Linked DNA regions of Homo sapiens: region 1 is linked to region 2. A link is a loop called in an ENCODE intact Hi-C map of the cell type or tissue named here. Cell type or tissue: MCF 10A. All regions are shown on one strand. Links, peaks and the distances in the headings refer to the core of each region. The heading gives the core; the rest is flanking DNA. Region 1 has its middle 89 kb from the start of LINC01807. Region 2 overlaps DNER (delta/notch like EGF repeat containing).

Evidence for each region. Hi-C counts contacts between places; a loop is a spot of excess contacts. Peaks named below come from ENCODE experiments on the same cell type or tissue, not always from the same donor. Only the 100,000 strongest peaks of a DNase experiment are listed, where the experiment ranks them.
Region 1: it touches region 2 in a loop (11-fold over the local background); 2 of 110 quality-filtered maps call a loop at or near these places.

What each region holds. Positions count from the first base shown.
Region 1 is chr2:228,691,534-228,708,608 of GRCh38, reverse strand. No RefSeq gene overlaps it. Among named protein-coding and RNA genes, the nearest start is that of LINC01807, 89 kb to the right of the region's middle. In MCF 10A, for the core only: a CTCF peak has its summit at 9,007; DNase peaks (open chromatin) are centred at 7,708, 8,998 and 9,458.
Region 2 is chr2:229,421,623-229,438,697 of GRCh38, reverse strand. The region is part of intron 8 of DNER (delta/notch like EGF repeat containing); the gene reads left to right. Among named protein-coding and RNA genes, the nearest start is that of PID1, 160 kb to the right of the region's middle. In MCF 10A, for the core only: CTCF peaks have their summits at 6,961 and 7,162 (motif pointing left); DNase peaks (open chromatin) are centred at 4,297 and 7,157.

The DNA.
Region 1 (17,075 bases), core at 4,269-12,268, 730 kb after region 2:
AAATGATTCTGACTTTAAATAAATTTAGACTGATTTTCTTTTAAAAAAAACCACAACATATATATACTTAACATTTGTGAATTTCATGGAATATTTAATCTCAAAATGAAAATTAACTCCAATGATATACATGCTGAATTATAGGGGAAAGTGAAGCATTATTTTCTTTTTTGAGGCATTACATTAAAATGCCTCAAACAAAAATGGCTCAAGGGATGGATAGAGATGGATAAATGGACAGATACGTGTTAAGACATGTGTAGTAAAACGTTAATGGTATATGGGTATTCATTACAAAAAATTCAACTTTGATATATATTTGGAATTCCTCATAAGAGGATGATGGGAAAAAATGAAATACAAATAAAATTAGAAATGAGATACCTAAAATAGAAAATTAAAAGTTAAATCAGCTGATACAAATGTTGAAGAACAAGACTTCAGCATGTTAGCCAAATGGTATTGCTAATAGTAAATCTATATGTAGACACTATTCAATCCATCAAACTTCTCAGGACTTCTCAGTAGCGTCTTCTTATGACAGAGTTTAGTATTGGGCTGAAAAGAGGAAGTGGGTGCTAATTTACATATTTTCTATTTTTTAATCTAAATTCATATACTTCTCATCCTCTGGAGAGGATGCTGTGAGGCGGCAGAAAAGGGCCAAGAGATTGTTCAAACTAACTTTCATCAAAGAAAATAGCAGGAGTGATGAATACGTTTCCACAGAAATACTGAAGGCTTCAGGTTATTATAGGAGAGTTTTGTTTTAAGGAAACCAAAGCCATCACTGCCATTTTTTCTCTGTTGTAGAGACTAATGGGTTCTATCTGGGCTCACCCACAATATATCCACTCTGAATAATGTCCATTTTCTCTACTATGTGTACACTTCTTCAGTTTGTGTGCTTCGTTCATACAGCTGAATATATGTACACACACACCGTTGGGCACACAATCTTAAGGAACCTATAATAATGGCCATCATAAGGTTTTGTGGATCTCAGGTTTAAAAACTATGCTTTGAATAAAGAGCTTCACGCTGCATTCCTGAGAGGCTTATGTCCATTTGAAATTAACCACTGATTTTGAATAGAGATTAGGAAATATTGATTCATAATTCATAGACAATTAGGCAAAATGGGATTTCAATTCAGATATTCAGTGAATGTTGTATAGATTTGAAAGTCGTAAGAGTAAATTCCTGGCTGGGCACAGTGGCTCACGCCTGTAATCTCAGCACTTTGGGAGGCCGAGGCAGGTGGATCATGAAGTCAGGAGATCAAGACCATGCTGGCTAACACAGTGAAACCCCGTCTCTACTAAAAATACAAAAAATTAGCCAGGCATGGTGGCAGGCACTGGTAGTCCCAGCTACTCAGGAGGCTGAGGCAGGAGAATGGCGTGAACCCAGGAGGCAGAGCTTGCAGTGAGCCGAGATCGCGCCACTGCACTACAGCCTGGGTGACAGAGCGAGACTCTGTCTCAACAACAACAACAAAAAAAGAGTAAATTTCTGATAAGGAGTAATTTTACCAAAACTGAGCCCAAGGAAGCTTATCATTAGGTGGTAGAAGGTGTAAAAGGATTCAAGAGCAAGAAGAACCAAAGAGGAGAATGTCAAACTGGAAAAGACAGGAGAGATTTAGAATTGAAAGTCAAGAGAGATCACCTAAAAAGGGTAAAACAACATTGCTGGATCAGGTGATCAGAGGGTCCTTGGTTTCTTCCAGTTTGTGCTGCTGGCATGGAAAATACCAAAGGACAGAGAGTACAAAAGATGACTGGTAGACAGGAAATGAAGAGCCAGATGTTGATTTCCTGGAGATTTTGCTCAAGAAGTAAATTAAGCTAATTCCCCAAATGCCCAAATCTATCTCCCAACAGTCCTTTATGAATGGTGAAGGAACACAACTTGTGAAGGAACACAACTTTTACAAGGAATATAACCTCCTGGCACCATGAAGAAACTTTCTATTTAATAATGTTGCAGAAAAGGCACCTTATTATGTGCTGCCTACCCAAAGCAATCTTTTTGTGAATGGAAGTTTCAGGGGTTCCATGTGATCCTTTTGTGAATGGAAATTTCAGGGGTTCCATGTGACTTATTAGATGGCATATCCTCCCGGAATGTGGGAGATGCGTCCCCTACTGTTTCAGCAAGTTGTGTTCAAAGGCAAAGCAGCCCACACCTAATCTCTATTTGCCATAGCTGCCAAAACATTTTACAATAAATAAAGGAGGCATTCATCTGAATAAGTGGACCCCTTCTTGGAAAATGACATCCCAGCACAGCCTGCCAAAAGAGCTGCAGAGACACTAAGTCACACCAAGGAAGGAAGAATGAAGAACAGAAGGGGCATCCTTCCTGTGTGAAGGCAGGAGATTGCAGCAGTCAAGGGGTTAACCTGAATTTGTGAGGTGGTTTTTAATCAGTACAATCATGCCTAAGCAAAGAAAGTGTAGACTTTCTGCCCAACACATACATATGTATGCTTTAGGGGAAGTGGAGGATGGCTATGTTAATAAAAAGCAAAAATGTTGTATCCAAAGATGAATTCTGAAGCACAAGATATTTGAAAATGGAATTCAGCAAACCTTTATTGAAAGGTTATTATGCACAATCCTTGTGGGCCATGAGGGAGACTTGGTCTCTACCTTCTAGTCATCATTTAATCATGATGTTGGAGTCCCAGCATGGGTCTCACCCTCTTCAGTTAAGGACTGGTTTAGTTCATTGTGTAGGTAATACCTGACACAGGAAATAGATGCCGAGACCAAGTTAGGAAGGCAAAAGTTTTGTGGAGGAGACACACCAAAGAAAGAAAAGGAACAGCAACAGGGAAGCCACCGGGCTGTGATGCAGGCTGACAAAGTCTCTGTCAGCCCAAGGGGCTGCTCTGCAGGAAAGCTGGCCTGTTAGAGCTGAGTTGTTTTGGGCTGCAATGAGGCCCTTGCTCATTTTCTGGAGGCAGCTCTGAGCATGAGTCGGGTGGATCCTGAAGGAGCAAAAAACTTGGGGTTGTCAGCCAACCAGTCTTATGAGCACAGCAGTCCTGAGGGGATCTGAAAGGCACTCCTCTGTGTGTCTGCATAACGCCAGGACACAAAGAAGTGTCATCTGTCTCAGCTCCCACAGAGCCTGATGAGAGAGAGACGAGGCTGCAGTAGGGCTGTTTACCTCAGAGACAAAAGGAGACTAGGGCTGGTCTCCGGGAATCATAAATAAACATGAACTAGAAGGCTCTGGAAGACTCTCAGATAAAACACTGGTTCACCAGCACTGAGAAGGTGGGCGTGCCTAAGGATGATCTGAGGGTGCCCCAGGAGTTTGAGGAGGAAGGGACAGACTAACTCTTCACCCTGAGTGTCCCTTGGCTTTGTAGATTCAGGGAAAGGAATTCTAGGAACTAGAGACTTAGGGTTCAAAATGTGTAGGTGTCAGTCTTGTCCACTTGTGTGAGCAATGTGGTTGGTGCATCTTCTCTGGAGAGGGTATAACTCTGATGATACCCCTGGGATATGCAGAGTTCAGATAACTCTTGAGGGGTCAAGGACGCCAGCCCACAGATGCCTAAAAGAGTTTCCCTTCTCCTCAAGTAAGATTTCCAAGGATCCTTACTGCTAGGAAAACTTACGGGCTGCCTAGATTAAATCAGTTGTGTTAGCTCAAAGAAGAAACTTTCCTTGTAAAACGCATTATCTAGGTGTATAGAACCCCTAACAATTATTTGCCTTTTCATGTTTCTTAGGTTGAAACAAATTCTTATGTAGTTTCATAGTTATTAGCAAAGTGACATCTTGATCTTTAACATTCAGCCATATTTAAGAAGACTGTAATAGTTACTTTGATATGTAATATTTAGAGATAAGACTGATGGAAAACCAGGAAAAAGGAGTATTTTGGGTTGAAATAGCTAAAATATGATAGTTATATTGTATTACCATTTTTCTTCCACTATCGTTAGTCTAATTCTTTTTCTTTATATATATTTTCAAAATCATTAAGGAAGAGAAATGGGCATTAGCTGTTGTGCTGTTATTTTGATTTCAGAAAATGATTCTTGAAACATCACCTAGGTTCCCATGGCCAGGAGACCCTCTAAAAGGTAAATATTTTTCTACATCACACCTATCAAGACAGTCTCATATCCTGATGTGATGAAACCCTGTTCTCAGAAACAACTTTTACTTTAGGTTACAGCAAAGTCTCCTCCTTCCTCCTACTTCTGTATCTTCCCTCCTCTTCTAGCATTTTCATCCTTCTCATCCTCTTTCTTGTGACTTTTCTTCTCTGCTTCTTCTCTGTTTCCTTCATTGCCATTGAGTGCCTTCAATATACATCACATAAGATGTCTAACCGTGAAGAACTTGGAATGTCATAATAGTATCCCCATTTCAGAGATGAAGAAACTGAGGCTCAAAAATTCAAAGAGATATGCCTATATCTCTTTCTATCACACATCATCACCCTGTTTTATTTTCCTTTCTTATTTATCTCCATTTATAAAGTGAGCTATTTAGTATTGAGTACATTTTTTAATCTTATTCTGGCAACTTGTTTAAATGTTTTCCTGACAAATTTTTTTAACTTGGTAATGGACATTAGTGATGTGACTGGTGAGTAATTTTTTAAAAATCGAAATTAAAGACAATTAAAAAACTAGTACAATACATATTGCTACATGAAAAAAGTCTGAAAAGACAATATATTGTAAGATTCCAATGTTATAATATTTATAAAATGAACAACTATAGAGGCAGTAAAACCTCTCAGTGAACCCCAGGGATTGCGGCAGGAACATGCATAGGTAAAAGACAGGGGATCTGGGGGCACAGTTAAACTACAATATTTGTTTGTGAATTGTAACAAATGTACCACACCAATTCAAGATGTTAATAGGGGAAAGTGAGGTTGGGGGAAGGGAGTACACTGGAGCTATGTACTTTCTGCTCAATTTTTCTATAAACCTAAAACTGCTCTAAAAAATAAAGTCTATTTTTTAAAGCTTTCTTAAAAAAAAAAAAGCTGGTTCAGGGAAAAGATTGGCCAACGTCCAGATGTCAAAATAGACCCCAATTTTAGAATACATTTTAAAGTTGTTAGATAGGTTGCCTGTTAAATGTCTGAATCCCAGTGAATAGATGTCGAGTGGCTTTCAATCATGAACAAAGAACAAAAAGGAACGATTCTAATATAAATTTCCATTTTTCTCATTCACTGCAGACAGCGTTTTCATGCCTTTAAGTTGTGGACAGATGGCTCAGTGACAGGCGATGGGTATTCATACGTGCAGGACTGCATCTCATTACACTCTAACAAGAAGATCGTAATGGAAACAATCAAAACCAAGCCTGGCTAATCACATGCAACAGACACTGATTTTTTTTTTTTTTTTAACTAAGGGCAAGGACATTTTCATGCAGTCTGAGAAATCTGATGATGGATGTTATTTTCATTATCTTTTATTTCTTTTGTTTTTTGAAAAGCTAAGTAAACCAATATAATTTAAAAACTAATTTCCAATTACATTACAGTTATTTTTATTATTGTTTTCCCACCATATTATTTTGGAGCAACCATCTCTTTTTCTTGATTACTATTTTATTATCTTTCTAGAAGTCCTTTAAAATGTCTTTTGTAAACCACTTTCTTCCCTTTAAGATGTGTGCAATCAATAAAGAAGAATCTTTCAGCACAACCTCCCAGTATCCTCATCAACAAAGTAAATTTGAATATGTAGCAAATACACAAGTCTCTACTTTAGTTTATAATGTAAAGTACATGATACCAGCCAGACTTTACCTATAAGTACATTAAAGAAAACCAGCAATCTCATATATTTTGTAGAACTCATTTAATTAAAAATATACATCCTGCCGGGCACGGTGGCTTATGCCACCCAGCACTTTGGAAAGCAGAGGCAGGCAGATTGCTTGAAGTCAGGAATTCCAGACCAGCCTGGCCAACATGGTAAAACCCCGTCTCTACTAAAAATACAAAAATTAGTGGGGCCTGGTAGCATGTCCCTGTAGTCCCAGCTACTCTGGAGGCTGATACAAAAGAATTGCTTGAACCCAGGGGATGGAAGTTGCAGTGAGCCAAGATTGTGCCACTGCACTACAGCCTAGTCAACAGCATGGTGAGACCCTGTCTCAAATACACACACACACACACACACAAAACAAACAAAAAATGCATTCATGCAAGACCCTTTGGTGAAAAAAGTTAGGTTTTTTTTTTTTTTTTTTCAAAATCATTAAAAACTTTAGAAATCCATGACTATTTTAAAGTGATCATTCTGTGGCCTGCAACCATCCTGGGACAGGTGAGCTATTAAGAAACGCTTTCATCCATAACAGGGAGCAAGTTTGGTAGCACTCTAAGTGTCATGAACACATGTGAAAGAAATTGAGTCAATAAGCCATGAGGGAGGTAAAAGGATGATAAATATTTCTCTTTGTAACTGAGGGCTCCAGCAAGACAGCAGGGGCTGATGGAGTAGTGAGGCTGAGTAGACACTGAGATCAAAGAGCATTCTGGAGCATCTGTTATGCACAATGTGTTAAGATGGGATAAGAATGGGACGAGGGTGAGGTGATCAAGAAGATAGACTCATCTGCAAAGTCCCTTGAGATAAACCCATAGAAATGCCAGATAAAGTAATCAGAGCATTATTTTCAACACATAGTTGAGGTACCAACAAAGAAGTGAAATCTTATAGCAGAAATAAACCACAGGGCAAATAACATGAACTGAGATACAGCTTTCCTGGAGGGGTGTCAGGGAAGGGCAATGATCAAACCAGGGGATTGGGCTCCCAGCTTTTTGTGGAACTAGGGAAAGAAACTTTCAGCCTGGGAGAAGCAGGTAATGATTAAAGAGAGCTAACACATTTGGCAAAGAACAACATTGTCTACCCTTTGCTGGCTGCAGGGGAAAAAATGCTTCTCTGGGAATTCTAAACCCCAGCCCTGTCCACTACAGTGATTTGAAGTGGGGAGGTATAAATATTCTGTGATTTAGAAACACAGAACACCAGAAATGTATATAAAACAGGATTTATAGGGCTGTGGAGATACTGTTGTGTATTTTGCCAAAGACAAATCAAAACTCCTTGAAACCATGCTGTCAGGATTTCCAGATAGAACTCTTTTTAAGTTAGGTTTACAATTCAAATTTATAAAACATGCAAGAGAACAAGGTTCAGTAAGCAAGAGACAGTGCACATGAAGTAGGACGGGTAGATTCCGAAGAATTTCCTATAAAATAATTAGCCATAAAAGTAGTAAAACAAATTTAAAATGATTAAAGTATAAAAGCAGGTGTGGAAACTATAAGAAAATGGCACTATAGCAAAATAGAAAGATCAATTAAAAATAATAAAAGATGTCTTAGAAATTTAAATCACAATTGTTAAAATTAAAGTCTCAATGAATGGGTAAAATTGTAGATTAGATACAGCAGAAGAAAGAATTGGTAAGAAGGAAGATAATCTAGACAGTAGTTCCCAATCTTGGCTGTATTTTAGAATCTCCTGGGAATTTTTATAAACCCCTGCGTCCAGCTTACACCCCAGACCAATTAGATCAAAATCTTAAGTAGGGAGAATCTAGGCATCAGTATTTTTTAACATTCTGTGGATTATTTTAATATGTGTGGTTGTTCTAACAACAGCTGCCTCAAGAACAGCACACAGGAAACTGAGTAATGAAAATACCATGAGAAAAATCCTCAAAATAACCACAAACACACAAACACTACGTCTTTTTTTTTTTTTTTTTTTTTCCTTCCAGACAGAGTTTCGCTCTTGTTGCCCAGGCTGCAGTACAATGGCGCCGTCTCGGCTCACTGCAACTTCCACCTCCCGGGTTCAAGTGATTCTCCTGCCTCGGTGTCTTTTTAGTTCTGTATTTATTGAGTGCATTTTCTGTGCCAGGCACTCTGCCAGGTACAGGAGACAAAAAGACAAATGAAATGCAAAAACGAAGAATTTTAAGATGCGTCACAAAATCCAAACCTACTAATGTGCTAATTCTAACAGGAAATTAGATGGCAGCTGAAATTTAGCTCTAATATGGAGAAAAAGCCTTGTAATAGATGTACATTCAGCAATATTACCTCATTGGGGTATGCATGTGCAACTATTGTTTATTTTTTTCCCAATAACTGAAATCTCACGGGGCCTCAGTCCTCTATAATCTTTGCTCCTTCTGCTGTGGGGTTCCTAGCAGCACCTCAACCATGGCCACTCACCCAAGTCTTCATAAGTGTCTTCTGCATCTCCCCTTTTCTGGGGGACACTTACTGCATTTTCCCATTGGGAGAGGAGAGAATAATCTCCCCATGAGGGAATTCCAGTGGAGGGACTTCTCCCCACTGAATTCACCATTTTGTTCTATTCCCCTGCTAATGTGTGGTGGTGGAGGGAAAATGTGGGGTAGTGGCTGGTGTTAAGGTCTGAACTGGAGCCTCTCAGGAAATCTCTGGGAAGGTGGATGAAGCCCAGTTATGACGATCGCATGATCTGAGAATGCGTCATTCTCTGCTTTAGGCCATGCCTCATCTGGAATCACTGAAAAGACATCACCTCACACCTGCATGGCAATGAGGAAAATGATACGTCAACAACCCAATCTTAAAAAAAAATTAAAAATAATAAATTAATAAACCTTTTCTGCTTGCCCGATCCTTTTTCCACAATTAATAATTCATAGTGCCAATTCAAAAAATTAACATTGTACTTGTTATTTTTTTCATTAATCTTGTAACATTCTTGAAATATTGAAAAATGCCAACATTTCAGCATTATTATTTGGAATGAATTTCACTATAAAATGTATAATGCTGGTATTATTTATAAACAATCTGACAGTGTTATCAATATTCTCTAAGTCACTAGTTCACTATAGTTTATATCGATTAAATAATTCAAGTTGAAGACCATATGACCAGACAAAGCACATCTCATTACAGCTAGAGCCCCGATTCCTACCATTTTCTGCATTATACTACCACATAGTGGTTCCTTTTATTGTGGTACACCGACTAGGCTAATACCTCATTTGCCGTTATCAGTATTGTTATTAAAAAAAAAATCAGTGGGACAACAGCCCAGACATTAACACGTGTCCACCATTATACAACACTGTTTATCTATATTAACAAAAGACTCATACAGTTATTTCAAAAATCATAATAAAAGAGAAAAACCCCAGTGATTTTATTAACCTTTCTGGATGAGCTCTGTTTAATAAAGCCCAACAATATTATATTTTAAGATATTTGATAAAAAATATAAAATCAGGGAGGTAGAGAGTTCATTAGAAATAATTTCTTTAAATCTGTCATTTTTACGTTTGAGAAAACTGAGGCCCAGAAAGGGAAACATAAGCATTTGTTGAAGGCCTCTAAGCTTGTTGGTAAATTCACGTGAAAACCCCAGGAACTGTGACTCACACCTAGGCTTTTTCTGTAATGTGTCTCTATACATTAAGAAAACAGCCTCACTGATTTATTGGCAAGAGTGTCAGTAAGTCATGGAAATAATTGGCAAAATGAGATAAGCTCAAACATTATTTTATGGGATAAAATTAAAGGTCACCTGAAACAACGTGACATGTATACCTTGAGGTATGCTTGCCTGAAAAGCAAAAGTCTCCAGGGGCATAAACTCAGGTTAGTGCCTCAGCTCAACGTGAAGCTCATTACCATCCTATAACTTAATAAAGACATGTTTATTTTACTAAGACTAAAGAGATATCACAGTTACCATATTTTTCAGTTATATGAAAGAAAGATATTTTATAAACCTTAGGAAAAATAGAGCTAGGTCAAATTATCTTTATTCTTAACATTTAACCCCATATTGAAACAAAGGAAAGCCGCTGTCAGGACAGTTTTTACTTTTTTTCCCCTCAAATCTTTTTGTACGTTTTTATATTACAACTTCTCAATAGAAAAACCTGTTGGTTACATTTTCATGCAGTTTGAAAATGTTTTGTGTAGTGTTAAATCATGTGAAATTGACAATTCCAAGTCATATTAAATATGTGATGTGAGTAGATACTGTACTAGAATAATTGAGAAAATATTACTATAGTTATTACTTTTCTTTAATCTGTTTAGAAAATCCTAAATTGAAAAAAAAGAAAATACATTTTTAAATGATCAGAAATGCAGTTGTGTGGGACTGCTTTTATTTAAAGATTTCAAATGTATGCTTTTAGAAAGATCAAGATTATCTTCTCCTTGTGTATAATAACTAAGTTAGAAGAGAACAGAAGGAGTGTTCTACATAAAGTGTGGCCCTGGTCATAAAACTAGGTGATAAAAATAAGAAACTCTTCATGATAGATAAATTACCTAAAGGTAAAAGGAGAAGACGGTATCAAGCATCCCTTAGGAACTGGTAAGAAATGTAAATGATCAGACCCCATTGTAGACCTCTTGAATCAGAATTCTCATAATGGGGCCCAGAAATCTATTTAAACACCCAGGTGATTGACTTGCATGCTTAAGTTTTAGCAGCAGTGATCCAGGACCAAGACAGACCTTCCTCCTGCTTTGTCTTCAGATAACTTATTCCTAAAGAGCAAAACCTCATTGTTAACACTGACTGTGACAGTCATCCACTTATTGTCTCTCAATTCCAAATTCACTCTCCATTCCTTATTCTGCAGTAACTGAGATGGGCCCTGTGGATAGTTCTCCTTTGTCAGCTGGTACAATATTGTCAGTAGGCGGTGCTGCTGTACGTTTGCTCTAGGGGGAAAGGGTTTATTTTCCTGGTTTTGGTGCACATCTCTCACTAGGTTCCTCCACCATGAACATTCACCAGGGCCCAGTTCCTGCAGTACAGGTTGGCCAGCATCATGTACAGCCAGCAGCTTCCCTGATACCTCCTCAGGCGTCATCACAGCAGAGTGCCACCAGTACATCACCTCTCCATGAATCAATTGCCCAGGAATCCCTCAGGTAGCTTTGCAATGAGTCCAGAGATGCAGCACCTTTTTGTGAACAGATGTTTCCTGGCAACCCAAAATATTAGGTTTCCCACAAGTTGCATCAGCAAAGAGACTGTGATTTCTCTCCCATCCAGTGACCATTGCACACCCTTTCCAACAAGGAATGCAATTCGCCCCTGAAGAGGTGAGAGACGTGGAGGTGGCTCCTTCCCAGGTTCTCCATCTTGGACCTAGAGGGTTGTAGCTGCTTCTAATGTTTGCTACTTCTGTATTATGTTTTTTTGTTTTTGTTTTTATTATACTTATGTTCTAGGGTACATGTGCACAACATGCAGGTTTGTTACATAGGTATACATGTGCTATGTTGGTTTGCTACACCCATCAATTCGTCATTTACATAAGGTATTTCTCCTAATGTTATCCCTCCCCCAGCCCCCTACCTCCTGACAGGCCCCAGTGTATAATGTTCCCTACCCTGTGTCCATGCGTTCTCATTGTTCAACTCCCACCTATGAGTGAGAACATGTGGTGTTTTCTTTTCTTTCCTTGTGATAGTTTGCTTAGAATGATGGTTACCAGCTTCATCCATGTCCCTGCAAAGGACATGAACTCATCCTTTTCTATGGCTGCATAGTATTCCATGGTGTATATGTGCCACATTTTCTTAATCCAGTCTATCATTGATGGACATTTGGGTTGGTTCCAAGTCTCTACTATTGTGAATAGTGCTGCAAAAAACATATGTATGTATATGTCTTTATAGTAGCATGATTTATAATCCTTTCAGTATATACCCAGTAATGGGATCGCTGGGTCAAATGGTATTTCTGGTTCTAGATCCTTGAGGAATCGCCACACTGTCTTCCAGAATGGTTGAAATAATTTACACTGTCACCAACAGTGTAAAAGTGTTCCTATTTCTCCACATCCTCTCCAGCACCTGTTGTTTCCTGACTTTTTAATGATCACCATTCTAACTGGCATGAGATGGTATCTCACTGTGGTTTTGATTTGCATTTCTCTAATGACCAGTGATGATGAGTATTTTTTCATATGGCTGTTGCCTGCATAAATGTCCTCTTTTGAGAAGTGGCTGTTCATATCCTTTGTCCACTTTTTGATGGAGTTGTTTTTTCCTTGTAAATTTGTTTAAGTTCTCTGTAGATTCTGGATATTAGCCCTTGGTCAGATTGGTAGATTGCAAAGATTTTCTCCCATTCTGTAGGTTGCCTATTCACTCTGATGATAGTTTCTTTCACTGTGCAGAAGCTCTTTAGTTTAATTAGATCCCATTTGTCTATTTTGGCTTTTGTTGCCAGTGCTTTTTGTGTTTTAGTCATGAAGTCTTTGCCCATGCCTATCTTCTGAATGGTATTGCCTAGGTTTTCTTCTAGGGTTTTTGTGGTGTTAGGTCTTACATTTAAGTCCTTAATCCATCTTGAGTTAAGTTTTGTATATTGTGTAAGGAAGGGCTTCAGTTTCAGCTTTCTACATATGGCTAGCCAGTTTTCCCAGCACCATTTATTAAATAGGGAATCCTTTCCCCATTTCTTGTTTTTGTCAGGTTTGTCAATGATCAGATGGTTGTAGATGTGTAGCGTTATTTCTGAGGCCTCTGTTCTATTCCTTTAGTCTATATAACATTTTGGTACCAGTACCATGTTGTTTTGGTTACTGTAGCCTTGTAGTATAGTTTGAAGTCAGGTAGCGTGATGCCTCCAGCTTTATTCTTTGTGCTTAGGATTGTCTTGGGTATGTGGGCTCTTTTTTGGTTCCATATGAACTTTAAAGTAGTTTTCTCCAATTCTGTGAAAGAAGTCATTGGTAGCTTGATGGGGATAGCATTGAATCTATAAATTACCTTGGGCAGTATGGCCATTTTCACAATATTGATTCTTCCTATCCATGAGTATGGAATGTTCTTCCATTTGTTTGTGTCCTCTTTTATTTCATTGAGCAGTGGTTTGTAGTTCTCCTTGAAGAGGTCCTTCACATCCCTTGTAAGTTGGATCTCTCAGCAGAAACCCTACAAACCAGAAGAGAGTTGGGGCCAACATTCAACATTCTTAAAGAAAAGACTAAACATACTAATCAACCCAGAATCTCACATACAGCCAAACTAAGCTTCATAAGTGAAGGAGAAATAAAATCCTTTAGAGTCAAGCAAATGCTGAGAGATTTTGTCACCACCAGGCCTGCTGAACAGAAGCACTAAACATGGAAAGGAACAACCGGTACCAGCCACTGCAAAAATATGCCAAATGGTAAAGACCATTGATGCTATGAAGAAACCACATCAATTAATGGTCAAAATAACCAGCCAACATCATAATGACAGGATCAAATTCAAACATAACAATATTAGCCTTAAATGTAAATGGGCTAAATGCCCCAATTAAAAAACACAGACTGGCAAATTGGGTAAAGAGTCAAGACCCATCGGTGTGCTGTATTCAGGAAACCCATCTCACATACAAAGACTCACATAGGGTCAAAATAAAGGGATGGAGGAAGATCTACCAAGCAAATAGAAAGCTAAAAGAAAGCAGGGGTTGCAATCCTAGTCTCTGATAAAACAGACTTTAAACCAACAAAGATCAAAAGAGACAAAGAAGGCCACTACATAATGGTAAAGGGATCAATTCAACCAGAAGAGCTAACTATCCTAAATATATCTGCACCCATTACAGAAGCACCCAGATTTGTAAAGCAAGTCCTCAGGGACCTACCAAGACACTTAGACTCCCACACAATAATAATGGGAGACTTTAACAACCCACTGTCAATATTAGACAGATCAACAAGACAGAAGGTTAACAAGGATACCCAGGGCTTGAACTCAGCTCTGCACCAAGTGGACCTAATAGATATCTACAGAACTCTACACTCCAAATCAACAGAATATAAATTTTTCTCAGCATCATATTGCACTTATTCTAAAATTTACCAAATAATTGGTAGTAAAACACTCTTCAGCAAATGTAAAAGAACAGAAATCACAACAAACTGTCTCTCAGACCATAGTGCAATCAAATTAGAACTCAGGATTAACAAACTCACTCAAAAGCATGCAACTACATGGAAATTGAACAACCAGCTAATGAATGACTACTGGGTAAATAACGAAATGAAGGCAGAAATAAAGACGTTTTTTGAAGCCAGTGAGAACAAAGACACAACATACCAGAATCTCTGGGACACATTTAAAGGAGTGTGTAGATGGAAATTTATAGCACTAAATACCCACACAAGAAAACAGTAAAGATCTAAAATAGACTCCCTAATATCACAATTAAAAGAACTAGAGAAGCAAGAACAAACAAATTCAAAAGCTAGCAGAAGGCAAGAAATAACTATGATCAGAGCAGAACTGAAGGAGATAGAGACACACAAAAAAACCCTTCAAAAAAACCAATGAATCCAGGAGCTGGTTTTTGAAACAGTTAACAAAATAAATAGACTGCTAGCAAGAATAATAAAGAAGAAAAGAGAGAAGAATCAAATAGACGCAATAAAAAATGATAAAGGGGATATTACCACTGATCCCACAGGAATACAAACTACCATCAGAGAATACTATAAACACTACACAAATAAACTAGAAAATCTAGAAGAAATGGATAAATTCCTTGAAACATACACCCTCCCAAGACTAAACCAGGAAGAAGTTGAATCTGTGAATAGACCAATAACAGGTTCTGAAATTTAGGCAATAATTAATAGCCTACCAACAAAAAAATGTCCAGGACCAGATGGATTCACAACTGAATTCTACCAGAGGTACAATGAGGAGCTGGTACCATTCCTTCTGAAACTATTTCAATCGATAGAAAAAGAGGGAATCCTCCCTAACTCATTTTATGAGGCCAGCATCATCCTGATACCAAAGCCTGGCAGAGACACAACAAAAAAAAGAGAATTTTAGGCCAATATTCCTGATGAACGTTGATGCTAAAATCCTCAATAAAATACTGGCAAATCCAATCCAGCAGCACATCAAAAAGCTTATCCACCATGATCAAGTTGGCTTCATCCCTGGGATGCAAGGTTGGTTCAACATACACAAATCAATAAAAGTAATCCATTACATAAACAGAACCAATGACAAAAACCACATGATAATCTCAATAGATGCCTTCAGCAAAATTCAACAGTGCTTCATGCTAAAACCTCTCAATAAACTAGGTATTGATGGGACGTATCTCAAAATAATAAGAGCTATTTATGACAAACCCACAGCCAATACCATACTGAATGGGCAAAAACTGGAAGCATTCCCTTTGAAAACTGGCACAAGACAAGGATGCCCTCTCTCACCACTCCTATTCAACATAGTGTTGGAAGTTCTAGCTAGGGCAGTCAGGTAAGAGAAAGAAATAAAGGGTATTCAATCAGGAAAAGAGGAAGTCAAATTGTCTCTGTCTGCAGATGACATGATCGTGTATTTAGAAAACCCCATCGTCTCAGCCCAAAATCTCCTTAAGCTGATAAGCAACTTTGGCAAAGTCTCAGGATACAAAATCAATGTGCAAAAATCACAAGCATTCTTATACATCAATAACAGACAAACAGAGAGCCAAATCACGAGTGAACTCCCATTCACAATTACTTCAAAGAGAATAAAATACCTAGGAATCCAAGCTACTTCTGTATTCTTAAGAGTTCTCTCTACTTCTCTCTAGCCAATTCTTCAATACTCCAATCCCCCGTTTTAGTTATTAATTCTTTGCATTAAACTTTCTTTGCTCAACTCATTGTGTGGTTTCTGCCTCTCTAACTCGACCGACCCTGAATGATATGTTTAGCTTTTTCAGTAGATTGTTTTTTAGATTATAGGATCAATTCACAGATAGTATCAAGACACAACTCGTGGAAAGCCTAAACATATCTAAATTACATCATTATTTAGGTAGATGAGAAATTTGAATTTTTATAAAGAAAAAACCCTTGAAAGGCTGTGAATCTTGAGCAGCTTTTCACAGCATTCAGAGCTATCCATGCTGAACCCCTCTTTGCACCTAGCAGTAAAGTAATAACTTACAGGTGTTTAGTGCTTTATAGTTTTCAAGAATTTTATTAATGGTACTGCTTTAAGTTTATTTCTACAGTAAGAATTACATTCTAAAATCACATAATAAATAGAAAGTGCTCCAGGTGACAAAATGACAGATTACGATCTAGAAGAGTATTGGGCTCCAAATACTGCTTATTTCTGTCTTCAGAGTAAAACCCTGATGATGGGATGGCCCCAAAGAGCTCAGTAGGAGTGAGCCGCAGTGATTCCCTCTGCTCTGGACAGATCTTCTCTGCCTTGGGGCTCTCACTGCAGCTTGGGCTTCTTTCTGTCCCCTCACACTTAATCATCCAGAGTAGCAGGTCCTCCCCTGGGAACATAAGCCACAGGCCCAAATGACTTAAGACCTGAGGAGTACAGTCACTCCAAAGGGAAGGTCAGAGGCCTGCTGGACATCCTTGTATATCTTATTGTAGTATATGTTCTGGGATTTTAAAGCAAGCAATGCGAATATACTTGAATAGATAAGAGTACAAAATAAGTACAGGAAAGAACAATAAGAACTCATTAAAAAGAATGCAGTGGAACCAATAGATACGAAAGGTATTCAAATTTTAGAATGAAACTTCCCCAAAGTTGATACTGCTGACAATCAAATAACTCAACAGAAAGATTGGAGTGAGAGACTCTCCTAGAAAGAGTCCACAGAGATTCAGAAACAAGAACAATAAATTGATAGATATGGAGGAGAGAAGTACCAAAATCCAGATAAAATGGGATCTAGACGGAAAAGAAGAAAGGCATAAGGAAGATATTTGAATAAGTAATAAATATAAATTCTCCAGAAACAAAGAAAACTGAAAGGTCTTATACTGACGACACCACAGGGTGTCAAACGAAAAAGAAAAAGAAAACTGACATGGACAAGCAGGATAGTGAAACTTCAGAATATCTAAGACAGAGAGAAAAATAGTAGATCATATAATAACAAAAAAGGAATCAAAATGATATCAGACTTGTCAATAGCAATACTGGATGCATGAAGAAATTAATTTCTTAAGGGTATTGAAGGTAAAGAAACTGACCTTTTAATT
Region 2 (17,075 bases), core at 3,433-11,432:
CAAATTAATATATTAAATTGGGATTTGTCAGCCACATTGATTCAGCTCTGTTGACCCAGAGAGTGACTTCATCCCATCTGGCTTTGACTAGAGTAGCGACTATCTATGAAAGCTTACTGCATTTATAATAGACTGTGTGCCAAACACCTGACACTTATTTTCTCTTACTTGCCCCCCGTTGGAGTATTCCTATTCTTTTATTTAAGGATAAGGTAATGGAGGCATTGAGAGTTTAAACAACAGGAGGCGGAGGTGATATTTTAACCCTAATCCTCAGAAGCCTACATGTGACACCCCAAGTTAGGTGCAAACCTGGGCTCTCACTTATGTTTGAACCAATCACAAGAACAAGATTCCAGACTCCTCTGTCTCAGCATAGCTCCTGAGATGGATCTTTAAGTGGATGCCTCAAAGCTTGGCATGAAAGGTGGCCTTCATTATAGTTCAATGGATGATACTTGACCAATAGACGTTTCCTACTTCCCAGCACAGAGAAGCGCAACTCTGACTTCCAAGGGTATTGAACCGCATCTAGGTAGGGAGCCCCCTTCTTCTGTCTTTGCTTCATTCTGTAGATCCAGCAATCCACTTCTTTGAAATTGATGCTGAGAACTACCTGTGACTGAAGCTTATGATTTTATTTGATTTGATGCCTGCCGGATGCACCTAATTAAAGAAACTTCCTTTCCTGTGACTCAAATGAGAAATGCAGACATAACCACATGACAGCTATGCACCCTTCAGCCTAGGTAGTTTCTCTTGATTAGCTCTTCTCATTTCTGGGGTCCCCAATGCCTACTAGCAATTTTTCTTACCACCTGATTCCCTGAAAACCTCCTGCATTGATGATTATATGTCATGGATTCCTTTGATGTTGTTTCTTTTCACCTGGCTCTGGTGACATTATAGTCCCTGAAATGTTCTTTCCTTTTCATATTTGACTTTTGTTGTTTTTAGTTCTCTACTTTGAGATAGCTTTGATGACATGTTCCTTCAGTAGCACGCCTTCCCACAAGACTGGCTTAGTGGAAATGATTTGCCGTCAATGTCAATCATGGAGGATTGGAAACTCTGTAACAATGTGCCATTATAGGTGATGTTTGAGATATATTGTGACTTATGGTAGTCTACTTCCTGAGTCCCAATTAGACCACCAATAAGGAGATTTGCTGCATGTCCTACTTTTTTCTGGACTTGTAGCCTTCACTATGCATTTAAATTCTTCATTGGTTTGGATTTATACAACAACCTGGGGACAATGCCCTGTATTTCTTCCATTGTTTTCTATCATGCCCATTAATTTGCAGTTTGAAAGCACACTGTGAAAGTTGCTGCATTCACTGAATGCTTTTACAGAACAGCTTCAGTTTTAATGAAGATTCAGAGCTCTTAGGTTTGCCTGAAGCAGATTGATACATAACCTTTTCTTTAAATCCCAGAACATTGTCAACTCATAGCGGGTATTGATTTTTCAAAACAGCATTTCCTCTTCCATCTCACTCACGTGCTTCTTTATGCAGTGCCTCAATGCTCTCTTTAAAATCCTATTTGTATAGCAGCCCCTGCCTTTTTATGTTTTCTGTTTGTTTGGTAGATTTTTCTCCATCTGTTTATTTTGGCCTATGGGTATCATTGTGTGTGAGATGGGTCTCTCAAAGATAGCATACCATTGGGTTTTGCTTCTTTATCCAACCGGCCACTCTGTGCCTTTTAATTGGGGCATGTAGCCCATTTACATTCAAGGTTAGTATTGATATGTGTGGATGTGATCCTGTCACCATGTTTTTAGTTGGTTATTGTGCAGACTTGCTTGTGTGACCGCTTTATAGTGTCACTGCTTTATGTACTTAAGTGTGTTTTTGTAGTGGCCGGTAATGGTCTTTCCTTTCCATATTTAGCACTTCCTTCAGGACCTCTTGTAAAGCAGGTCTGGTGGTGACAAATTCCCCTAACATTTGCTTGTTCAAAAAGCATCTTATTTCTCCTTTGCTTATGAAGCTTAGATTGGCTGGACATGGAATTCTTGTTATAATTTTTTTTTCTTTTGAATGTTGAATACAGGTCCCCAATCTCTTCTGGCTTGTAGGGTTTCTGCTGACAGGTCTGCTGTTAGTCTGATGGAGTTCACTTTGTAGGTGACCTGCTCCTTCTCTCTAGCTGCCTTTAACATTTTTTCTTTCATTTTTGACATCGGAGAATCTGATGACTATCTTGGGCATGGCCTTCTTTTGTAGTATTTCATAGGTGTTCTCTGCATTTCCTGAATTTGAAAGACACATACATACATATGTTCATCACAGCGCTATTCACAATAGCAAAGACACGGAATCAACCTAAATGCCCATCAGTGGTAGACTGGATTTTTAAAAAGTGGTACATATACACAATGTAATACTGTGCAGTCATGAAAAAGCAGGGGATCATGTCTTTTGCAGTAACATGTATGGATCCACAGGCTATTATCCTAAGCAAACTAATACAGAAACAGAAAACCAAATATTTCATGTTCTCGCTTATAAGTGGGAGCTAAACTTCGAGTACATATGGACACAAAGAAGGGAACAATAGACGCTGGATCCTGCTTGAGTGGGGAGGAGGATGAGGGTCGAAAAACTACTTACTGTGTACTATACTTATTACCTGGGTGAGAAAATAATCTGTACACCAAACCCCTGAGACATGTAATTTACTTATATGAAAAACCTGCCTGTGTATCCCTGAACCTAAAATAAAAGTTAAAAAAAATCACAATCAAATGTTGTTAACTTGTTAGGCACATGTTTATCTTTTACCAAACAGTTTATATTGTGAATAAACATATTGCCAAAATCATTAAAAAATTACAATCCCACTTGGTTTTATAGGAATTGCCTAAAGAGGTCCTTAGTTGGTTGGACTGAAGTCTTAATGATATGTTGATGATTACCAAGATCATGTTTCAATTTTACTCTACCAGATGGTTTCTGATGCCTCAGATCAGAGTGAATGTCCTAGGTTCAATTCATTAGTAGGTGTTGCTTTTAGATTGGATAAGCCCAATTAAAGTAGGTCTAAACTAAGGAATATGTAGTACCTGGTGGTACTATTTTGAGAAGACTCCTCTTTACTACTCCGTAAAAATACCTTTTTTACCAGGTCTCTGATGCCTAAAAGTTTATCTTTGTGGTTTTATTTATTTAAGTTAGACATTGTACCTGGCAATCAACCTTTGTATTAGTTAGTCATTGCTGTGTAACAAAACATTCCAAGACTTGATGGCTTAAGAAAACCACTTATTGTTTGTGATTCTGTGGGTTGATAATTTGGGCAGGGTTTAGCTGGGATGTCTCTTCTCTATTCCATGTGCCCACTCATGCTTTTGTGGTCAGCTGGCAAGCCAGCTGGGGACTGCCGGGTCCTGGATGACCCCTCTTATATTGCTGGCAGTTAGCTGGAGTGATGGGGGCAACTAAGCCACATGTCTCTCTTCATCCAGCAGACCAGTCGGGGCTTCTTCCCACGATTGTAGGGTTCCGAAAGCAGCAACAGAACACAAGGTCCCATATGCATGCTCTCTTTAAAGCTGCTTCTTCTGTTGTTTGCCAATGTCCCAGTGGCATGAGCAAGTCACAGGGCCAAGCTTATAGACTCTGTTTCTTGATAGGAGGAGCTGCACAGAACTTGTAGCTATTTTTTTTTCAATCTACCATAACCTTAAACCTAAATATGTGAAGAATGTGATGTGATGTGTCTGTGTGTGTGTGTGCACGTGTGTGTGTGTGTGTGTGTGTGTATATATATATATATATAAATTGTCTCTATATATGTAAGCAGATTTGAGGAGAAAGAAAGTTGAAAAACAGTGTTTAATCTTTGGTTGCTTGAAAAGAAATGGTGAGGTCCCCTGAACTTGCCTACTCAAGTGATAAGGAATGTCTAGGAGAAAACTTCTTTACTTACCTCATAATTCCATATAGATTGAGCCTTGTTCCTGGCTTTATTTCAAAGAAGTTTCATTTTTCCCTTCAGGTTATTAACATATATATTCTCCTAGAATCTTAAGTCACCAAATAAAAACACACTTCTGATTTTTCACTGCTTTATCAACTCTTAAATGAACAAATGCTGTGTGTTTAGGCATCCTTAATTTAATAAAGAAAGTTGGAAGAGAATTCAGAATTTACTCATATAATTGAGTTGTCATTTCTGATTTATTTACATTTTGAAATTTTCTTTGTAATCCAGTTGCATCAAGGCTGAATTTCCCCATGAAATTCTTTAGCTGAAGTCCTGACTGTCAGCTTCAGCCCTTGGGCATTTGTAGCCCTTAGGGATAGTGGCCAAGTGGAAGGTGTGTGCTTCTAAAACTGTTCTTAAAGGATCATGAGAAATTTCCCTGGTGTTTAACAATATTTAGGATTTAGCATATTTACTCGAGAATGGCAATGACTAATAGAAAGCTTAGAGGATGACACGATTGCATTGTGCCTGTGAATGTCCCCAGTGATAGGGGAATGAAAGTAAATACAGCCAGAAAGATAATCGTGGTCTGCATTGTGGACTCCGTGTACCAAAATTTTCTGGAATAATCCCAGTCACAGTATTTTGTTTTCCATCACACAAATACTTTGCTACCAAACTATGTATCTATGAGGCCACCTCTGATATATAATTGGAAACAGCGCAACTTTGTCAGATCATGGTTCCCAATTTTTGGTTTGCAAAAATTGTTACCTTAGATTGTTTATGCTTTTTTCTTTCTTTCCTTTTTAAAGTAGAGCTTTTATGTTTTATTCAAAATATATTTTAAAAGATAAGCAACATAAATTACCTTCAGAGCAAATTTTCGGCAAGATAATTAGGAATGCAAAAAGCTAATTCACAAATGTCTAGTATATGATAGTCAATTTGAAACACACTTAATCTTTACAAAACTATAATATTATTTTTAATATTACCTACTGGTCTGTATGTTACTCAAAATCTTAATCTTGGTGCTGTATTAAATACTTCTAATATCTTCCATTTTCTGACATTCCTTTCTGCAAAAATATTATTCCTGTGGGTTAAGGAAGCTAGATCAGAGATGTGGGAAAAATTGCCCTCACGAATTTGAATATGAACTTGTTTATCCTCATTCCGCTTAGGCATGTGTGACTCCTAGTCATACAGTGAGGAACTAGAACACATTGTGCCACAGCTATATCCTTATTACTTTCCCTCATTCTGGCCTTTCTTTTCCAATACGTCATTTGTTGTCACTTTGGGATTCCTTTGTGTTACTTTTTTCCCTTATGTAAACCTCGAGAGGAGGGTAGCTTCCTTTAGTCCATGTGCCGATGGCTGGTAGATCATTTGACTATATGTTTCACTGTTGGTTTATTTATATGCCCATAGCTGGTACATGTTCTGACCATATGTTTTGCGGTTGGATTAGTTAAACGCGCTTAGGAGATGCCATGGCTGTTAAAATACAAAACCGGCTGGGCACGGTGGCTCACGCCTGTAATCCCAGCACTTTGGGAGGCCAAGGCGGACGGATCACATAGTCAGGAGTTCGAGACCAGCCTGACCAACATGGTGAAACCCTGTCTCTCCTAAAATTACAAAAATTAGTCAGGTACGGTGGCAGGCACCTGTAATCCCAGCTACTCAGGAGGCTAAGGCAGGAGAATTGTTTGAACTCAGGAGACGGAAGTTGCAGTGACCCTAGATTGCGCCTTTGCACTCCAGCCTGGGCGACAGAGTGAAACTCCATCTCAAAACAACAACAACAACAACAACAACAAAACACAAAAAATCCCATAACCACACTATATGTAGCATTTTCCTTGGACAACCCCTACCATTTCCCCGCATTTGTGAGAGTCAGAGATTGTGGGAGACGTTGTATACTTTTCTATTCTATAGCTTAGTGGCTCTCAAACTTGAGTGCTCATCAGAACCATGTTAGAGGGTTTAAGTCATGGAGTTCTGGGCCCTACCCTTAGAGTCCCTGAATCAGCGGGTCTTGAGTGTGACCTGAGAACACGCATTTCTAACTAGTTCCCAGGTGGTGTTGATGCTGCTGGTCTGGGGACTGCACTGAGACCCAAGTGTGATGAGTGCGGATACCTCAAATGAATGTCTATTAGTAACTAAGAGGTCAACTAAACCAAATTTAACCAATTGATTGTGAAATAAATTAAAAGGAAATAAACATTTTAAAACTCTTCTATACTTTTATACCGTTTAAAATTTCTCTTTGTTAGTATGCATACTTGTGTAAAAGTAATTATCTAGGTTTTATTTTCTCTTCAAAGTGCCATAATAGAGTCTTAGTCTTTGATTTTCCCCCCTCCCACCCATTTGTTGCCTTTGCTGGCCCCAGCACCCATCTTTGTGCATCCCATAATGAAAAACTTCTGGAATGTGAGGGTGTATGTCTACCTTTGCTTTTCTAAACTTTCTTATCATCTTCCTCACCTCAATTATAAACCAGCCATTTTTATGTGTTTATAAACATGCTAGATAATCAATTGAGGGTATGGGATTATTTTATTAAAATGCTTTTCTTACTGTTTATATGTAAACACACATAGCACAATAATCTTTAACTCAAATTATAAAATATTATTTTGTCATTATACTTAGTATTTAATCTTGGTGCTTTAATCATGGTATTACAAACATTTGCATTAAAAATATTTTAAATAAAAAGTAAGAAAAATAGGCCACTTTACAATGGATAATTTAAACTGTAGACACCATATGTTTATAGAGGACATATTGGTGAATTTGCAAGCTGTAGAGAAATATTTGAATGTTATGTTTTATTATTAAAGGGAATGGGATTTCTTCTTTAAATATAACCTGGCAGATTCATTTGCATCCCTCTGTGCCATCTATTTCCTTTTGTAAAAGACATCTTTTTTTTCTTTTTTTTTAATTATTATTATACTTTAAGTTTTAGGGTACATGTGCACAATGTGCAGGTTAGTTACATATGTATACATGTGCCATGCTGATGTGCTGCACCCATTAACTCGTCATTTAGCATTAGGTATATCTCCTAATGCTATCCCTCCCCCCTCCCCACACTTATCTTTTTAGTCCTCCTCTTTTGTTAAACTCCTGAGTAACTTTTTTTTTTTCCTTTTTCACTTGCCTAGATAATAAGTAGAATCCACCCTCTAGTGGCCAAAAGCAACATTAAAAAAAAAAGTCATAAGACATAGCTAAAACATTGTGAAGAGATTGATTTTTCTCAGTGTGACTAGTTTGTAACCTAGTCCTGAAGCCAATTCCAAGAGAAAGCTTTCAGAAATGTTTAGATCAACATGGCTAGAAAGATTCCCCAGATGATGGACAAGTTTAAAGTCAAAGGCCTTTAGACACTGTTTCCGTTAAAGCAGGTTCACTGCCAATTTCTCCTGGCTTCCAGTGTCCTTCATAAGCACAGTCACAAGTGAGCTGTCGTCTTCCATATAGTCCCAGATTTTCTTAAATGTTTTTGAGGGAGAATGCTCATTTTTAAGGAGATAACTCCAGATAGTGGTCGTTTGGTTTTTACTGTATATTTAAGAACTGTTTCCTTTCCAAATATAAATTAATTATGATTTACACTCAGTACATCTACAGAAGTTACAGAATTTTTAACATCTTCAAAGATTTTCTTTTCTGCATATTAAAAAGTATAATTCTTCTTTTAAAAAACAATTTCTTTACTAGCAGTGCGTTTATTATAATGTCTGTTCCCTGCATCTCAGAAAATCTCCTCTAATAAGTCTAGTCTTTTCCCTTTATAGACTATAGGAAATGTTCTTATCTCTCCACTAAAAAAATATTTTAAAAAGTTAGGGTTTTTCTAATATTATCTGTTTTCCTTACTGCCAATCAAGGGTTAGACATAAAGAATGGTCATCATTTCCCTTGTAATCGGTGACATAATTTAGAGTTGTGTTACTACAAATAAAATACCCATAAAACATGTGTATTAGTCAGGGTTCTCTACAGGGACAGAATTAATGGAATATATATATATATATATATTTACTAAGTATTAAGTCACACGATCACAAGGTCACATAATAGGCCATCTGCAGGCTGAGGAGCAAAGAGAGCCAGTCCGAGTTCCAAAACTGAAGAACTTGTAGTCTGATGTTCGAGGGCAGGAAGCATCCAGCACGGGAGAAAGATGTAGGCTGGGAGGCTAGGTCACAGTCTCTCTTTTCACATTTTTCTGCCTGCTTATATTCTAGTCATGCTAGCAGCTGATTAGCTGGTGCCCACTCAGATTAAGGGTGGATCTGCCTTTCCCAGCCCACTGACTCAAATGTTAATCTCCTTTGGCAACAGACTCACAGACACAGCTAGAATCAATACTTTGTATCCTTCAATCCAATCAAGTTGACACTCAGTATTAACCATCAGTTAATCAGTATTAACCATCACAGCATGGATGATATTACCCGCTTATATCACACAATAACATATCTCTGTTAATGGAAAATTAGAAAACATGAATATACATATTTAAATTAATAAAAGAATCCCTTAACAAAACAATTGTCAATTTTGGAAGATGTTTTTCCAAGCCTTTTAATGCATGTTTGTGCAAAACAGGCACTGGTAAAGAAAAGAACTCTTCTGTATTTATGTATGCAAAGGTTATTTGGCCCTCTGATTCTATTTTTCTAGCAAATTCAATTTACCCAGTTTGATCAAGCATCTTCTATATTCCTCAACCTGTGTGCTAAGGAAATGAGAGGAGAACAGCCTGTTGTTAAAGAGAAAATGCAGAGTTTGGAATCAAATATTGAGCAGTGAATCGAAGTTTTACTGCCAAGCAGGAAACCAGATCCAGCCCCGAGGTTAATCTCAGGGGATGGGGCTATGAAAAGGAAAAAGGGTAGGTTTTAAAAAGCCAAACATAAACAGGCTGTTTCGTATTGGAAAAATTTAGATCTTCAAGTTCCTGGGTGGTGAAATCTGGGCTAATCAGCCAGGCACCATGTCAGTGCTGAGCTGGTGCTATTGTGCTTCTCTAGTAAGCGGTCTTTGCTGACCATGTGAAACTATGGCTCAGGGTAATGGCGTCCTTCAGGGCTATGGTGCTTAGGGCCTTTGCTGTGTCTGCAAGGTGGGCACCTATTTCAGAAGTACGGCACCCAGGTTGTCTTTTAAAATCACGTTTGCCTCACAGGCCAGGTGACCACACATCACATCATGATGTGCTTACGCCAGGCATTGTGCTTAATGCTTCCCTTGTGTTACCACCTCACGGACAATGCCAGGCCCGTGTCCTCCTAAGGGAGAGGCAGAAACTCCTCCTTTTATAAGTATCCTCTGTTGCCACAAGTGCCCATGAATGGCCTTAATGGAAGATGTGACACACTGGCACTGAGCTGCAACTGTATGCCTGATGGTCCAGTGCTCCCCATCTAGAAACACTCTCAATACTGAGTTACAAAAAGTACTTAATAAAAAGAAAATAGCATCAAATACATTTTATTTTAATAAGGGAAGCAAGAATATGTATTTCACTTGGGAAGCAAGAATCCTGCTGTGTCCCATTGTCTCTCAAACTCTCACATTGTACCCCCAGCCCCCATATGCTCCACCATCTTGGTGACCCTCCAAGGGCAGTGCTCAAGGTCATTACGCCAGTTGGAGACATCACTCTGCAGGGGCCCACAACATTTCTGGCAGCGACCTTGCTGTCTGCCCAGTGTAATTCCATCATGTTCTGGACCAGTTTTTCTTTCTCTCTATTTTATCTTTTTGGCTTTTTCTCTTTCTATGTCTCTTTCTCTGTTTCTTTTCTGTCTCCATCTTGATAACTCTGGGTCTCTCTTTTGCTCTTCCTCTCTACCCATCCCATGCTCCCCTGATCCTGCTCTCTCTTTTTCTGCCCTCCCTCCACCTCTGACTTCTTGTGTCTTCTTACATAAGGCCTTTCTTTCTTAACTACAGCACAATTGAACCCCTCAGCAACTAGTTCAATGCTTGGCTATATAGTCAGATTTCAGCAAATACTCATTAAAATGAACTGATTTTTTTTTTTTTCAAATCACTTCCGTTTTTCTGGGAGAACCTGTCAATTCTTTTTGTTCAATTAAGATCTGCTTCTTCTAGAATATGGTTCCCTTCCACTCCATTCCCCTCCCCAGCCCCTTCCTTCTAATGAGCTTCTGTTGTATTTTAAAGTGCCTAGAAGAGAAATTGGCCCATAGAAGGGGACTCAATAAATGTCAATTCCTGCACTCCTTTGAAAGAAATTGCAGTATCTCTGGACAAAACAGCCAGGAATCTGGGCCTCCCCTTCCACCTCTCCTTCCTTCTCACCCTTCACATTCTATTCATTACCAGGTATTTCTATTTACTGTTTAAATGGCTCTTGACATTTATATTCCACATGGCCCTGTCACCACTCTCATCCCAGCCGTGATTTCCCGAGACGATTGCAGCAGCCTCTTCACTGATTTCTCCACATTGATTCTTGCAGGTCTTATCCCCATTCTCCAAAGGGTAGCTGGAGCAATCTCTCTGAAATGCAAATCTGATTTTGTATCCCCCCACCACCCACATGAAAGATACCACCAGGCCTGACACCTGCCTGTTTCTCTTTTCTTTTCTTTTTTTCTCTTTTTTTTTTTTTTTTTTGAGATGGAATCTCGCTCTGTCACCCAGGCTAGAATGCAGTGGTGCGATCCCAGCTCACTGCAACCTCTGCCTCCCGGGTTCAAGCAATTCTCCCGCCTCAGCCTCCCAAGTAGCTGGGACTATAGGTGTGTGCCACCACGCCTGGCTAATTTTTGCATTTTTAGTAGAGACGAGATTTCACCATGTTGGTCAGGCTGGTCTCGAACTCCTGACCTCGTGATCTGCCCGCCTCAGCCTCCCAAAGTGCTGGGATTACAGGCGTGAGCCACCATGCCCAGCCCAGTGTTCTTATTTCTTCTCTGCCCTTTGCTCTACAGTGGGTTGCAATCCATGTCTGGAACAAATCACAAGCCGTGGTCCCTCTACCGTGGGTCTTTTGCACCCACAGCTTTTCCTGCCTTGAATTTTCTCATCATTCTTCTGCACACCCCTCCCTCTTAGCTCACTTTCCCCTCTTCCTGGCAGCCTCCCTGGGGCAAGGTCAGCTCTCCTGCATCTCCTCCCTCTCCTCCCTCCTGGAACACCAGGCCCCTCATTGCTTATACTTCCCAGTTATGATTTTCCATTGACTTGAATGATTGATTGATGTTTTTCCCCTCATAAGCGCCCCAGTAAAGGCACTTTATCTGTTTTTACTCACCAGATAGCCCCAGTGACTAGCACAGTGCCTGACACATAGCAGGCATTGAATAACTATTTGTTGACTTAAAGAATGAATCGATCAAGGAGGCAAATATGAGAAACAGAGAATTACCAACCTTCCCCATGTGGCTATTAAAGCCAGAGAGCCTCTGCACTGAGGGAGAATATAAACTCATGGTGTGAACAGTGAGGATATGATTTAGAGCTGGCTTTTCATCATCCATCCTTTTGGAAGCCCAGGGAGGGAGATGGAAATTTGTAGATGGCTCAGTAACATAAATAATAGGGAGGTTTTACAGTCAAAAACTTTAATTTAGCCTCTGTCTTTAGTCCTTTCAATTTAATGTTTATAAAAATCACAGCAAGTGAAAATATTGACTGATTTGGGTCTTCTGACATTTATTTTCTTTTCTGGCTTAGTTGCCATGAGCAATAAAAGGATAAGAAATTAGAGACTAAAGAAATAAGAAACATCAGCAGCTATTGTCTGCCACACACCAACGAATGCTCTGCATTGACTTACACAACTTCCTCCATGTTCACAAGTATTTTCTGGCTTTATTGTGTGTGTTGTGTGTGTGTGTGTGACAGAAGCACGATTACTCAGTGAAAACCTGTGCAGTTATCAAAACCAGCAGGTTCGTTTAAACGAGAGCATCTGAACACTTAATAGGATTAATGTGAGCCCAGATGCTTGCCTCTGTTCTTATTTCTGTTCTTTAATCGATTTCTATTATGAACCTGCCAGCAACAAGAGAGGCTAAGGGAGATAGATGCACACACTCACTCACACACACACGCACCCACACAGATTCCCTTGAAATAAAGCTCTACACAGCAAAATGAATGCATCTTGTCCCACATTCCAGAGCGCCAAAGGGCTCTATGACCACCAGTGAGTTTAGCCAGAATTTGAAAGCTCACAATCATGTTAATATAATAGGATTATTTTCTCTGTGACCCATATCTTTTTTTTTTTTTTTTTTTTTTTTGAGATGGAGTCTCGCTCTGTCACCCAGGCTGGAGTGCAGTGGCGCAATCTTGGCTCATTGCAAGCTCTGCCTCCTGGGTTCACGCCATTCTCCTGCCTCAGCCTCTGGAGTAGCTGGGACTACAGGCACCCGCCACCACGCCCAGCTAATTTTTTGTATTTTTAGTAGAGACAGGGTTTCACAGTATTAGCCAGGATGGTCTCGATCTCCTGACCTTGTGATCCATCCGCCTCGGCCTCCCAAAGTGCTGGGATTATAGGTGTGAACCACCGCGCCCGGCCCCCATATCTTTAACTACTATGGGTGAGGTGGAATATTTGATCTCCCAGGAACTGGCCTAGACTTGAATCAGAAAGTCATGGGTTTTCACATTTTATCCACTCATGCTGAAAAGAAGGGAAAACATCCTTTGAGTTGTGTTGCATCATTAAAGGAACCACTCTTCACAGCCCTGCACTCACTTCAGCCTGACTATAAAGTAAAAACAAATAAAAGCCCCAAACACCGTAAATTCACTCTTGCCTTGAATTCAGTCTGTACGAGGGGAGTGAGTGGCATGACCTCCCCCTGGTTGTCCTGATCACAGCACCATGGTCTTCGAAGGTCCTGTTTGCCTGAGGCAGCAGGAAGCACAAATCACGCTCCAGAGGTGATACTGACAGATGAGTCGCTGGGAATTTGTTGCACGAAGTGTGAAAGCCATCTGGCTACAGCTAGAATCTTACAGTTTTGGATATTTTTGAGTGTGATGAGGGACGGGCGGGGAGAGGGAAAGTACTCCTGTGAGCAAACACACTGTGGAACCAGAGCCGGTGGGTCCTGGATTGATGTTTAAATCCTGCCTTGCGACAGTGTTGAGAGGGAAGATGGTGAAAGGCCATGGAAGGCTTTGCCTTTTACTGGGGAGAGTAGGAATTGAGTGACTCTTAAGACCTTTATGCAGCAAAGTGTCCTGTTCTGGAGCAGGTCAGGGTCTGTGGGCTGGAATCTGGGCTCCACCGTGCCTTTGCTGAACTGGTCAAGGCTGTAGGGCTGTGGTCTTTTCATGTGAAAAGTAGGAAGAGCACTAGCTAGAAACCAGCTTCACCATGTGGCTGGAGGCTTCATAGGGGGCACAGAGAGGAGTCCCAATCCAAGGACACAGCATTCAACAGGGTTCTCGTTAGCTCAAAAATCACCAGGCAGGTTCTCCCTTCTTACTCCGCTCTATCTCATTTGCTTGGTATGAGCCAGTCCCAGATATACCCAGGGCCTGTTTCCTTCTGTGGGATAGCAGTACAGGAGAGAGTCACCCCATGGACTGTGTTATGTCAAACCCACAAGGGCAGAAGCCCTCCTAGGTATTGTCCAGAAATCCTTTTGCTCTGATGAATGAACTCTCACCCTTCACAACAATTTGAAACCCTCATGTTCTCAAATCTCTTCAAGTTGTTTTCATCTTATAAAAAGGATCTAGAACAGTGGTTCTCCAAAAGGGATTTTTGTCTTCCAGGGGACATATGACAATGGGGACATTTTTAATCATTACACCTGGGAAGGATGGTATTATTGGAATCTATTGTGTAGAGGTCAGGGATGCGACTCAACATTCTACAGTGCACAGGGAAGCTCCCCGCGATTATGATCTGGTCCAAAATACCAACAGTCTTGTGACTGAGAAACTCAGATTCTAGGTGTTAAGGACTAAATTAGGCCCTCCACCCCAAATTCATATGTTGAAGTTGTAACCTCCAATGTCTTTGGAGATAGGGCCTTTAAAGAGGTAATTAAGGTTCAATGAGATTATAAGGGTAGGGCTGTAATACAATAGCACCGGTGTCCTTATGAGAAGCACTCACACACAGAGAAAAGGACATGTGAGGACTCATAGAGAAGGCGGCCGTCTGCAAGCCAAGGGGAGAGGCCTCAGGGGAAACCATACCTGTTGACACCTTGACATGGACTTCTAGCCTCCAAAACTCTGGGAAAATAAGTTTTTGTTTAATTCAACCAGTGCTATAGTATTTTCATGGGAGCCCTAATAAACTAACATACTAGACAATGCGTTTGGAGGCAACATGGGAAAGAAGGAAGAACACACAGGATTGACTACATGGCTTTGGGCAAATTTCTTTACCTCTCTAACTCTTAATTCCTCATCTATAAATTGGGATGATTCATGCCCATCGCCTTGGGTTTTTATGAGAATTAAACAAGTTAACACATCTAAAGGGCCTGACATAAGGCAGATGCTGCTAACTTGCTACCACACTGGATGCTCCGTGTAGGTGGAGACCCTGTTCTTTAGCTTTGTAGGCAGTACCCAGGGCACCTGGAAGGTCCTGGAGCACCATGGAAACATTTTAAAAGTGCATCGAATCAATTGATAACATTTTGGGTGCTTATGTAACAGTTTTATTTGTGTAGCCTTTTCCGACACAGATACCACAGGTACAGCTGTGAATACTGCGTTTGCAGACTCTACCCTCAAGCTTATCCTGTAGTGGAGGAAGAGACGTGATAATCAAGTAAAGAACTATGATAAAAATAGGATTTCAGACAGTTACAAATGCTACGATGGAAATCAGCTGAGTGTCGTGATGAGTTGCTGGTGGGAAGAGCTACTGTAAATAGCATTGTCAGAAAACTATCTGAGGAAGTGATTTTTGTTGATGTTTTTGTTTTATGGATATAGATATTCTTTATTGGAGATTTAAATTCCACTAGAGCTGTTGTTCTTGTGAAGTGTTTTTTTAAAATGATAAATAATTCTTGGTACAATCTTCTCTTGGTTTATCAAGTAGTACATTCTAGGAAAACTCAGTATATCTTTTTTTTTTTTTTTTTGAGATGTAGTCTCGCTCTATCTCCCAGGCTGGAGTGCAGTGGCACAATCTTGGTGCACTGCAACCTCTGCCTCACAGGTTCAAGTGATTCATGTGTCACAGCCTCCCAAGTAGCTGGGATTACAGGCGCCCACCACCACGCCTGGCTACTTTTTGTATTTTTAGTAGAGATGGGGTTTCACCATGTTGATCAGGCTGGTCTTGAACTCCTGACCTCAAGTGATCCACCTGCCTCAGCCTCCCAAAGTGCTGGGATTACAGGGGTGAGCCACTGTGCCCGGCTTAAAACTCAGTATATCTTAAAATGGTGCTGTACATATAAAGAAGTTAGGTTTTAGTTTGGGAAAGTTATCAACAGGGTTTTTGCCTACATGAGGGTCCAGTGGAACAGTCCATTGTTGTGAAGAATGAGGAGGCATTCTTTGTTGTGCAGGAATATCCAGGGCATTGCAATATTTAATAACTTTGCCCTCTCCCACCCTCCTAAATTCCAGTAGAACCCTCCAATCATTGCATAAGGATCACTCCCACCCCTAATTTTCTCTAAACACCATCTAAGGGCTAGCACAGCCACCATTAAGAACCATGGTTTTGAGGGTGTTCAGTGACCTCCTCATTTTCTAGTCCAGTGGTCATTCTTGCTCATTAGAGCCTCTGACACTGCTAACCCACCTTCCTTGATATCCTTTCATCCTCTGGCTTCCATGGCACTGCATGCCTTGGGCTTTTCTCCTCCTTTTTGCCCAATCCTTGTCCAGTGTCTTGATCTGGCTCTTTGTTCTCCACCTGCCCATGTGGTCTGACCTTGACCCCTTCTTTTTTCCCTTCCATTTTCTTCTTTCCCTTCCATTTTCTTCTTTAATGAAAATTTCAAAACCACTTCCAGGCAACTAATTCCCAAAGTGCTCTTTCTAAGCCATTTACACGCATACTTCCAACTGCCACTTGGACCTGCCCAAGTGTGCCCAATCTAAACACGTCCAAAGTTAAACTGGTCTTCTTCTAAGCCTGTTTTTCCTCCTCTAAGTCTGTTTTTCCTTTGGTGGTACCTCTTGGTGATAATGACTTCATCCGCTCACTCAGCTAGACATGGCAGCCATCTCCACCGCTCTTTCTCACTCCCCCCATCTGGTTGGTTGCTGTGCCCCGTCAATCCGAAAGAAATAAGGGGAACTGATTATTCGGGAGCAAATCATGCAAAGATGGGAGCAGTGCTGATAAAGATCAGTGCCTTGGAAAGGGCCACTCTGATCCCACCCTTTGATTGTTTATTTTATTTTTAAAAAATCTTTGGATTAGCCTAATTTTTTTTCAGACACTGGGCATACTGCCCTGAGCTAATTTGTTTGCCTGAATTAATTATCAGCAGGGGGTGATAGCCTCATTTTCACAGAAGCCCTCTCTTTTGGAAGGAGTGCCTTTTTATTCAAATCGTCCGATTGAGGCTGCTTGGCACTGAGTATAAAGGGTGCCTTGACATTTCCATGAAGACATTTAAATGTTACCGTCTCTGAAGAAACGGTTTTAGAATATGAAAACTTTATCTTTTTTCCCCCCCAAGGAAGAAAAACATCACCAGCTTAATTATCTCTGTAAAATAACTTCCTCATTTGCTTTTCATATTGCTAGTATAAAAAGATAATGATACTGTTTTCAAAAATGGAAACAATTAAAGATGATCTTGCAAAACTTGCTTGTTTGATTTTTGTCTATTTAAATGCCACCTCAATTCAGAGGTCAAAGATGCATGCAGGGTTATGGTTATATATTACCCTTCCATGTTGATTGTTAAAAGATCTCCTAGGAGGGCAAATGCAATTGAAAAGGTGCTGCTGGTGATTGTACTCCACAATGACCTCAAAAAGCTTCTCATATTAGGAGAAGCAAAAGACACTTAACTCTTTACATATACATGGATATATATGTATATATTTTTACTCTCTCTCCCACTTTCTCTCTCTCTCTCTCTCTATATATATATATATATTTCATG